Linked DNA regions of Homo sapiens: region 1 is linked to region 2. The links are chromatin loops, found by intact Hi-C in ENCODE. Cell type or tissue: GM12878. All regions are shown on one strand. Region 1 overlaps LINC02609 (long intergenic non-protein coding RNA 2609). Region 2 holds the start of LOC105378848 (a long non-coding RNA gene).

What was found. Hi-C counts contacts between places; a loop is a spot of excess contacts. Peaks named below come from ENCODE experiments on the same cell type or tissue, not always from the same donor. Only the 100,000 strongest peaks of a DNase experiment are listed, where the experiment ranks them.
Region 1: a loop joins it to region 2, with 2.3 times the contacts of the local background. A loop is called at or near these places in 2 of 110 quality-filtered maps.

The regions. Positions count from the first base shown.
Region 1 is chr1:90,843,036-90,848,035 of GRCh38, reverse strand. The region is part of intron 1 of LINC02609 (long intergenic non-protein coding RNA 2609); the gene reads left to right. It overlaps LINC02788 (long intergenic non-protein coding RNA 2788), which reads right to left. Exons shown (of 4, transcript NR_186594.1): 2 at 2,237-2,382. Among named protein-coding and RNA genes, the nearest start is that of LINC02609, 6.1 kb to the left of the region's middle. In GM12878, no CTCF peak of the experiment used is centred here; no DNase peak of the experiment used is centred here.
Region 2 is chr1:90,111,626-90,116,625 of GRCh38, reverse strand. It overlaps LOC105378848 (a long non-coding RNA gene), which reads right to left and starts at 1,454. Exons shown (of 3, transcript XR_947587.2): 1 at 1,233-1,454. In GM12878, a CTCF peak has its summit at 1,902 (motif pointing left); a DNase peak (open chromatin) is centred at 1,891.

The DNA.
Region 1 (5,000 bases), 730 kb before region 2:
AGCAGAAAGAATGTAATTAGCTGAGTAGGAATTTTCCTAACAGTTCAAGTCTAATACCTTTAGTATTATATAGAGGGCCAAGGGATCATTAGTGATTAGCAAGAATCCAGACCATACTGATCAGGAGAGATCAAGGCCAATGGACAAAGATGAAAGAGCTTTCCTGCTTAAACCCAATGTTGCAAATGCTGATGCTCTTACATAGGGAAGGTCAGCCAGCAGACAAAGAAATAGGGCAGTCGTCCCAAAGCAACAAGTAGAGTCATTCCTCTCTTTCACTCCAGAGTTAGATTGCATATGGAGATTAACCAAGATTGAGCTGAGACAAAAAGAATATCATTCTTTCAGCCAGGTATAAGGTCTGGAACTGAGTCCTGTTTCTGCTTTGATGAACTTGGGTATTGTCCAGACATTGGGGAAGGGAAAACCTGCTGGGCCCTGGATACCAAGATTACACACCTAATTAAAAAGGTCAGTGAACAAGGTGGACAGACCCAATTCTAGATCTTTTCTGGGGAAAGACACCGGACTGCTTGTCCATTAGGTAGACAGAATGACTCTTAAAATGTATGTTAGATGCCAGGAGTGGTGGTTCATGCCTGTAATCCCAGCACTCTGGGAGGCCGAGGCAGGTGGATCACCTAAAGTCGGGAGTTTGAGACCAGCCTGGCCAACATGGTAAAACCCCGTCTCTACTAAAAGTACAAAAATTAGCTGGGCATGGTGACACACGTCTGTGATCTCAGCTACTCGGGAGGCTGAGGCAGGAGAATCACTTGCACCCAGGATGTGGAGGTTGCAGTGAGCCCAGATCGTCCCACTGCACTTCACCCTGGGTGACAGAGTGAGACTCCACCTAAAAAAAAGAAAAAAATAAAATTAGGGGTACAAGGGAGTATCAGTTATCTGAAGGGAGTATCAGTTATCTGGCAAACTATCCATAAATAGTACTTGTGGAAAAACAAGTAACAGTGATTTTAGCCTTCCTTTTTAAATGGGGAGCCTAACCATCATGACTACCCATCTTGTTGTTGTTGTTGTTGTTGTTGTTGTTTTGAGATAGGGTCTCACTCTGTCACCCAGGCGGGAAGTGCTGCAGTGGCATGATCTCAGCTCACTGCAACCTCCGCCTCCCAGACTCAAGTCATCCTCCTACCTTGGCTCCCCAGGTAGCTGGGACCTCAGCTGTGTGCCACCACGCCTGGCTAATTTTTTGTATTTTTGGTAGAGACAGGGTTTTGCCATGTTGCCCAGGCTGATCTTGAACTCCTGAGCTCAAGTGATACTCCCGTCTCAGCCTCCCAAAGTGCTGGGATCACAGGCATGAACCACCGCACCCAGCCATGACTGCTCAGCTTCTATAGATTTAAGAGTTCGTGCAAATATTTTAAAATTTGAGTCTAAATATTAAATTTTGTGTATAGTGTTTGTAGCTTCAGGAGTGGGGAGAGGGTAGTTCTCAGTATGGTCCAGGTAGTTGTAATAGAAGCCTGGTGAGTATAATTTGAAGTCCATCTCTTTTAAAGAGAGAGGTTCCTGTCTTTAGATTCCAAAATTCACATGTGGATCCAGAGTACAGAAAAGGTAGAGGACTGCCATGAGAATTGAGAAGTGGTAGAAAGAGTCCTGGACTGGGAGTGGGAACTAGGTTTATCATGTCCCAATTATGTTTCTTGAGGCAAATTTTAGTTTTCCTCATAGGCAAAATGTATATAATTGTAATATCTACTAGTCTACTTTGCAGGGTAGTTTGTGCCTTATCTGAGATGAAGTAAATGAAACACTTGCTGTGCATGCGCAGGATTTTGTGTGCTACAATGCAGGTTTTATAGGTGAAGGTAATGCTTATAGCCCTGGAGTTGTCCAAATATATGAACCAAAATATAAAGAAAGCTAGAAACCCACCTGTGGGAACTTGGGAGAATAGAATAGTTTTAGCGTGGATACCAGAGACAAATGGATAGTATAGTCATTACTCCTTTTTCAGATTCATAGGAAGTACCCTGTTGCCATTGCAAGAGATTTTGTTTTTACACTTCCTGAAGACCTGTTGTGTATAAAGTAACCTTAAGATAGCCCCCTTTATACTATCAAGCTCAATTCTGCAGCAGTGGCACTGAAAGGACAAACTTTCTTTGTGGAGAAAATTGACCAGACTCCTAGGCCTTGATTATTGTACTCCCAATGGTCCTTCTTTTCTTAGAGATTTCATTAATCCCCATTGCCATGTTCATACCTTAAAGGAGAAGAAGAAGCTGACTTGAGTTCTACAGATTGGCTTAATCGGTCAGCTATGAACATTTTCTAAAAACAGTTGTTATTCTTCCCACAGCAGCAATTCATTTCTTTTGCAGACACAGCAGGACCCCACCTCTCTGGACCCTGCAGACCATTAAAAGAAATTAACAGTTTAATTTTCTCCTTCTTTCCTCTGTGTATTTAAAAGGTACAGAGGATTAAGGGGGAAGGGCAGTTTGCCTCTCTACCTCACAGAAACCCCTGTACAGATATAGACAGCATCATTGGCTCCCACCAACATGAGGCATGGCTCCTAGAGAGGAGGGGGAAGTGGATGTGGGTGTCCTCAGGTGGGTATATACTCATCCTTTCTTCTGTTGAGTTGCCGGATTTCACCTCATGAAGAGTAAAAACAATGCCCCTTCTCTGAAGTCATGTTAGAGGGATGTTTTCTGGAGGCTTGTTGAGTATCCTCCATACAGGAATGCTTCATAAGTTCACATTGTGTGAGGGACCATGTATGTGAGCCAGGACAATACAGTCACAAAGGAAAAGGGGCATTTGATTCAGGCAGTATGTGTTTGAACATCAGATCTGCTCACCAGCTTAGTGGCTTGGGCAAATTTCTTCATCTCTCTGAGTCTCAGTTTCTTTATCTGCGAAATGGCAGTAATAACAGTGCTCACTTCTAAGGATTAGTGTGCATGAGGTGAGTGTATGACAAACGGGAGTTGTAATATTAGGCTCTGGGGAGTCAGGGAGGAATATAAATAAATATAAGGCAAATTCCCATCTTCAAGGAGCTTTCAGTTTGGTTGGAAGGGACTGAATAAAAATAAAGCTGACAATACAAGGCAGAAAATGGGAGCACCAAATGAGTGCTGCAGATGACAAATTCAGCAGTCTGCCAAGGACTAGGATGATGGTTGAAAGGTTTCAAGACAGAGGTGGGAGTTTCTCTCCGGATTTGCAGACTGGACAGGAGTCAGATATATGGAGTGAAATTGAGAAATCATCCAGATGACAAGAGGAAGGAGGAATCAGAACACACAGCACATGCATAGCAGGGGGGAGAGTATGCTGGAGTGGAAAGTATACCAGCTTTTGAGCCAGATGTAAGAATCCTAGTGCTGCTGTGAGACCTTAGTTGGACAAGTACCTTAACTTCTTTAGCCTTCTACAGCCTTAAAATGGGTATAATTATACCCATCTCTTAAATGGAAGGGATTAAATAAGATAATATTTGTAATGCCTAACATGGTGCCTGGCATCTTCAGTAAAATAAAGACAATTCACATGATGTTTTCAGCGGACAAAGAGAGAGCTGTCTGCCTGAAGAGCTGTCTGGCCTTGTGTAGGCTAGTAGTGGAAAACAAACCAGGAACAGCTAATTAATGCCTATGGGGAGGGTAGGAAGGAGGCTTGAAAGCCAATTTAAGAAGCTGGGGCTGGCCGGGAGCGGTGGCTCACGCCTGTAATCCTAGCACTTTGGGAGGCTGAGATGGGCAGATCACCTGAGGTCAGGAGTTCAAGACCAGCCTCAACATGGAGAAACCTCAACATGGAGAAAATACAAAATTAGCCGGGTGTGGTGGTGCATGCCTGTAATCCCAGCTACTCGGGAGGCTGAGGCAGGAGAATTGCTTGAACCTGGGAGGTGGAGGTTGTGGTGAGCCGAGATTGTGCCATTGCACTCCAGTCTGGAAAACAAGAGGGAAACTCCGTCTCAGAAAAAAAAAAAAAAAAAAAAAAAAAGAAGCTGGGGCTGTTATAGGCAATCAGAACTACCAAGGCAAAGTAGGGGTTTAGGATAGTTAATCTTAAGGCACTCTGAAAGCTGTATTTGAGGAAGGAAGAAACTCACTCCTTTATGTGTAAAGTGATCAGGGTCTAGATGAGGATGGTGGAAGGGTTAGTAGACCTGGCCAATGTCTTTTTAAAGTTATTTTCATAAAAGCAATTTAGGGCTCAGCAGTGTGGAGTAGGGGGGAGCTTTTTTGTTTGTTTTGTTTGTAGATTCCTAATATTTAGTATTGATTGTCTACAATAAAACTAGGATAGACCCACAACTTTGGAAAAGAGAGATCACTCAGCATTCAGGGACAGTACAAGGTGAGAAGTAATTCTGATGCTAAATAAGCCCTATAATTTGCTTCAACTTATAAAATAGCCCCTTTTAAAAGCCCCTTCCCCCTTCCTATTATTAATACAGATCAAGTGTGTTCCAACCACTGGTTTTCAGGAAGACATAAGTACAGATCATTTATCGTTGTATGGAGTTTGCAGTTAGGATTGTAACACCAAGAGGGGTTGGGGCAAAGGGCGAGGATGCTGCCAGCAAAATAGTAATGTTGATGATTTTATTTATTTGATAATAGTGAAATTCTGTTCTCTCCTGGGGTTTAGAAGTGATTTAATTAAAAAACAAACCTAGGAAATAGTTTTGGATACTAGGAATTAATTTATAATGTCTCACATTTTCTACCTTTCTCTTTTTTTTCTGTCTTTAGTAGTTTTGTAATGGGAGAATACATGGTAGATAATTCTGTTTCTAAGGAAAATCACACTGATTATGTATATGAACACTGGTTTTTAAAACGTTAGGAAATCCTAACTGTGGTAAGCCTTAAACATATTAAATAGGAACTGATAACCAACCTACCTCTGATTTCCTGAACTTTGCTGTTCTCTTATTGGGCTGCAAGGGCAACATTGTGCCAATAGCTCTGGGGTGCCTGAATAGTGCATTGCTTCCCTTGGAA
Region 2 (5,000 bases):
AAGAGGAAGTTATGTAGAAATGGATCATTTTGATTCCTTGCATTCCCTGAGGTTGCCAAAAACATTCATTAAAAACATAAAAATCTGAACAGAAAATTAGCATTTGATCAGTTACTTATATCTAAGCATTATTATTCATTGAATCTAATTGGTTAGATTATTTCCTTTTGATTTTTTTTAAAGAGAAACAATGCTCAGTAGAGAGCATTAAAGCCTTTAATTCTAATTCTGAAAAATATGTAAATATTAATATCAAATATGTTCTAAATACCAAATAAAATAGAGTTAGCCCTGGAACAACTGGGTACACTGTTTAAGTTATGCCTTTTTTTTTTTTTTTTTGCAAAAGTATGCTGGCTATTAAAGCCCCATAAAACACAAAAAATAGAAAGGAAGTGGTGAAAATCTCCCAAATTGATCTATAGTGAAAAAGAATTGGGCAGGGTCTGGTTATTGTTATGTGACTATACGCACAAAGGTCCAAAGAACACAAAAATGAAAAAAATTCTGCTTGCGTGCCTTATGCAATAACATTTCTGCTTTTAGATTTTCTCTGGACTTTTTGAGAAAAGTATTTGTTCCTAAATTACCTGGTGCAACCATCACAATGTTTGAGAAATTTAATTCTGCTTACATCATTAGAAGCCCAGTATAACATCTCAAAAGAGCATTTTAAAAATTACTTTTGATATTTCATCCAAATTTGAATTGGAACAGGAAGAGAAGTGTCTCTTTCAATGTTATAAGGATTCAAATGTAATTATCACTTTCACCTAGAAAACATGTCATCACCAAAATAAATTTATATAAAAACTTGAAAATACAAATTAAATGGTACAATATATACGTATGTGTACATACACCTATACTTGTATGTTTTTTATTGATACATAATTGTATGTACTTATGTGGTACTATACTTGTATGTTTGTGAATATGAATTTCTGTTGCAACTATTTGAATGGTTCCTTTGAGCAATAAGTCATTGGACAAAAAAGACTATTTAAATGGCCACTTAAGATAAAGCCATTTTCTCCAACATTGGCTTCCATAGCAATACTGCGATTAACTAATGGTGGGATGTATTTTGGTAATTGGCTGTCATATCCAATCTCTATGAAAAACTGCATATCCCAGATGTCTCCACTACACATTCAACTCTATCTTGAAAAATCGAAGAAATTTTGTCCCAACACTGACAGAATAATAATGAGAACCAAGCAATGGCTTACCCTCTTGACAGCCAAAATCAAGAATGAGGCTACCTTTTTGGGTCCTCAACCTCACTCCGTGGACTGTGGACCAGACTCTGAGGATGCTCTTCAGGAGGTAAAAGCATTGTCCCTGAGCATCAGTTATCCTCAAGGCTCAGATCAAAGGAAGAGCATCTTCCATGTTACAGACCTCCACTAGCAGCTCTTGCAGTCATCCATAACACTTCTGCAGGGCTCACACTTCAAAACAAAATTCCCAGAGAAATAATATAGATAAGATTAACTGAGAAATAGATACAATTGAAGAGTTTTTTTAAAAAAAAAAAAGGGAGGGGGGCTTATAAAACAGTAACCCGATTCTTTTTTTATTCAGTTTCAATAATAAATAATTTAATATAATAATTTACGTGCATTTAAAAGGCTAGGCAATAGAAGCTCTAGGGTAAGCATGACTTTCACAAACCTGATATAATACCTATCTAAAAACAATTCATATTTATTACTGGAATAAATCCCTAAAATTCCTTTCTAAAGGCTTATCAAACCAAATTGGGTCCCAGCCCAACAAATCGAATTAGAAATCCATGTAAGTCTGCTAACTGAGTTATTAAAGTGATCTGCATGGATATTCCCAGTTCACCAGAAAAACCTTCTGTTTGGATGGACATTTAGTCAAATGCTGCCCTCTAGTGAGAAAACTCTGTTAAAGGCTACAAAAGGCCCTAAGATTACAAAGCATTCATAACTTCAAAGAAAAGACACCCAAATAAGATTAACCAAGTAAAATCTTCAACTAGAAACCACAGTTATTCTAGATTAAAATATCTATTTCATTTTTACTTTGTTAATAATGCCTATATTTTCTTTCTAAAAGTATCTTGTAAATAGGTAACATATTTAAATTACCATGGTAGGGATAGCTCAACCCGTGTGATATTTAGATATTTTTAGGCTTTTACATTTGATAATCCAATAATAGTAATTGATATTAAAGTATGATACATTTATTTGTTTTAGCTAGTGATGCAGCTAAAGAATTTGTATAAAATAAAATGGGTGATAATATGGTCTCCCACTCTGTCAATTAAAAAAACGTAAAACAAGTGGTAGATATTCCACAGAATATTTGCATTAATAATCAATACTTCACTTCTAGATATTTATTTTGCTGTAAAAGTCAAGATTTCTAATGTTCTTTAACAATATAAGAATATTGTTATATCTTCAAATAGAAAACTCAACTACTCACTTCTAATTCAGCAAAGGAAAATCTCTACTTTCAAGTTTCTTCACGCAATTCTAGTACATTTTATTCATTTAGCAGAAACAGGCATTTAGCATTTTTTAAATTGTATTCTAGACTTCGTAAACCCTGACAGTGCAAATTTCCTCCTAAGACACAATCTTATTAGAGCATTTATTCATTCTTCTGTTACGTCTTTTAGTGAACTTCATGGCTACCTGCTCTAAACCCACACTCTGCTAGTCATTTTGGATATAATGGTGAAAAGGATGGGCCTGGTTCCAAAACATATGTATCCTGTAATCGAATGAGGGAAACAGATACGCAATCAGGTAATTATGAAGCCTTACGATGAAGAGAGACATAGTACTCTCCAGAAGCAGGTAGAAGGTGTACCTGATCCATATTGGGAAAACAGGAATGCTCCACTCCCCAAGAAAGTAAGACTTGAGTTTCAACAAGGTTCTACAGCCATTGAAAGTCCTCTGAAAGTAGTGTGAGCCATACAGACCAATTTCTTTTTGCAGAAGCAATTTCCCTGATGGTTTTGTGCTTTCTTCAGTAAATCATTCCCAGTTAGATATGCAGTGATGGTATTTCCACACTCAGCACTGGTGACACTTACATTTGAATTAACTCTCCCCATAAATGTAAAGTAAAATATTTATATTTTAGTATATTTACTTAATAGAAAATTGTATTCTCCTTTCTTAATTTTAAACACATCTACACAACAATATGCCTTTCCTTTTCAAAAAAAAATAAGAAAACTAAAATTAAATTATTGTGTAAGTATATTGTCGTCATGTGCTCTAGTAGACCTGCTAGTACCCTATGTGGTCTTGGGCAAGTCATACATCTACAGTCTGGATCCTTTCAGCTCCAATATTCTGTAAGTCTATCAGTGACTCTCTATATAAATTACTCTTGGCCTGGCACAGTGGCTCATGCCTGTAATCTCAGCACTTTGGGAGACAGAGGTGGATGGATCACCCTGAGTTCAGGAGTTCGAGACCAGCCTGGGCAACATGGCAAAACCCGGCTCTACCAAAAATACAAAAATAAAAATAAAAATTAGTCAGACATAGTGGCATGTGTCTGTAATCCAAGCTACTTGGGAGGCTGAGGCTTGAGCCTGAGAGGCAAAGTTTGTAGTAAGCTGAGATCACACCACTGCACTTTAGCCTGGGCAACAGAGTGAGACCCTGTCTCAATCAATCAATCAATCAATTAGACTCTTCATTTTAAAGTATTGTACTTGTTGTTGACTTTCAGTTTTTCATCTTCTAGTCACCATGGTCATCATGGTTTACAGAAGACAAACTCTTGCTTGAGTAGGATTTAATCTTGTTCTTTCTTTTTTTATTATTTATTTTTATTATGCTTTAAGTTCTAGGGTACATGTGCACAACGTGCAGGTTTGTTACATATGTATACATGTGCCATGTTGGTTTGCTGCACCCATTAACTCGTCATTTACATTAGGTATTTCTCCTAATGCTATCCCTCCCCCCATCACCCACCCCACGACAAGTCCCGGTGTGTGATGTTCCCTGTGTCCAAGTGTTCTCATTGTTCAATTCCCACCTATGAGTGAGAACAAAAAGGAAATAGAAATTGAAGTTTGTGGGGGAGTGTTTACTAAAGTCCTGGTTCTAGATTAAAATGTCAGCAATATATCAAGAACATATCTCTATAAGAAGAATTAAGCTCAGGAAATTTGCTACTTAAGAGATCTTTTAGTTTCCTTTAACATTTAACATCAAAATTTAAACACGCATGTGGAAAAGTTTGCCGGGATTTTTATTTGTCTTTTAAAATACCTGTCTTATAGATATTTATTTCTTAAAACTAATTTTAGTGCAGAATAAGAATTTTAAAACAGAGCTTAAAATATATGTATATATCAAGGAGAAAAGCATAGGGTATTCTTAACCCAAATTGCATGTAAGTAGGTTCAGTTACAACTTCTAAATATTACTCCAAGCTCTGAAAAACAGAAAGCTGTACAAAGTAGGTGCAAGATCCTTACAGGAAGAATTAGAAAAACGGGGTTCTATCTGAGAGTGTAACAAATCTTAGCCAAGTTAATTGATTACTTCTCTGTGTTTGAATTTTCTCATTTGTCCTGTCTCACGTATGACACTGAGTTTACGTAAGGAGCCTGTGAGCTACTCTTTGTGAATATGCACTAAAAACTATAGCAAACTGGCAACAACCTAAACATCCACCAATAGGGAAAGAATAAACAAAATCTGGTATACTCATACAGTGAAATACCACACGGCAAATAAAAAGAATAACCTAAATATATACATTTATATGTATATTCTATATACATCCATATAGAATACATGAACATTGATAAATCTCAATAAAAACTATATCATTGAGTAAAAAATGTAAGATACAGAATGATACACAATTGTACTACCTATATTTTTTAAAATCACACAAAACAATACTATGTTGTTTAAAAGTTGCATATAGATATACAACTTTTATTTTAAAAAAGTACAGTGATTGTCTCTCAATATAGAGGA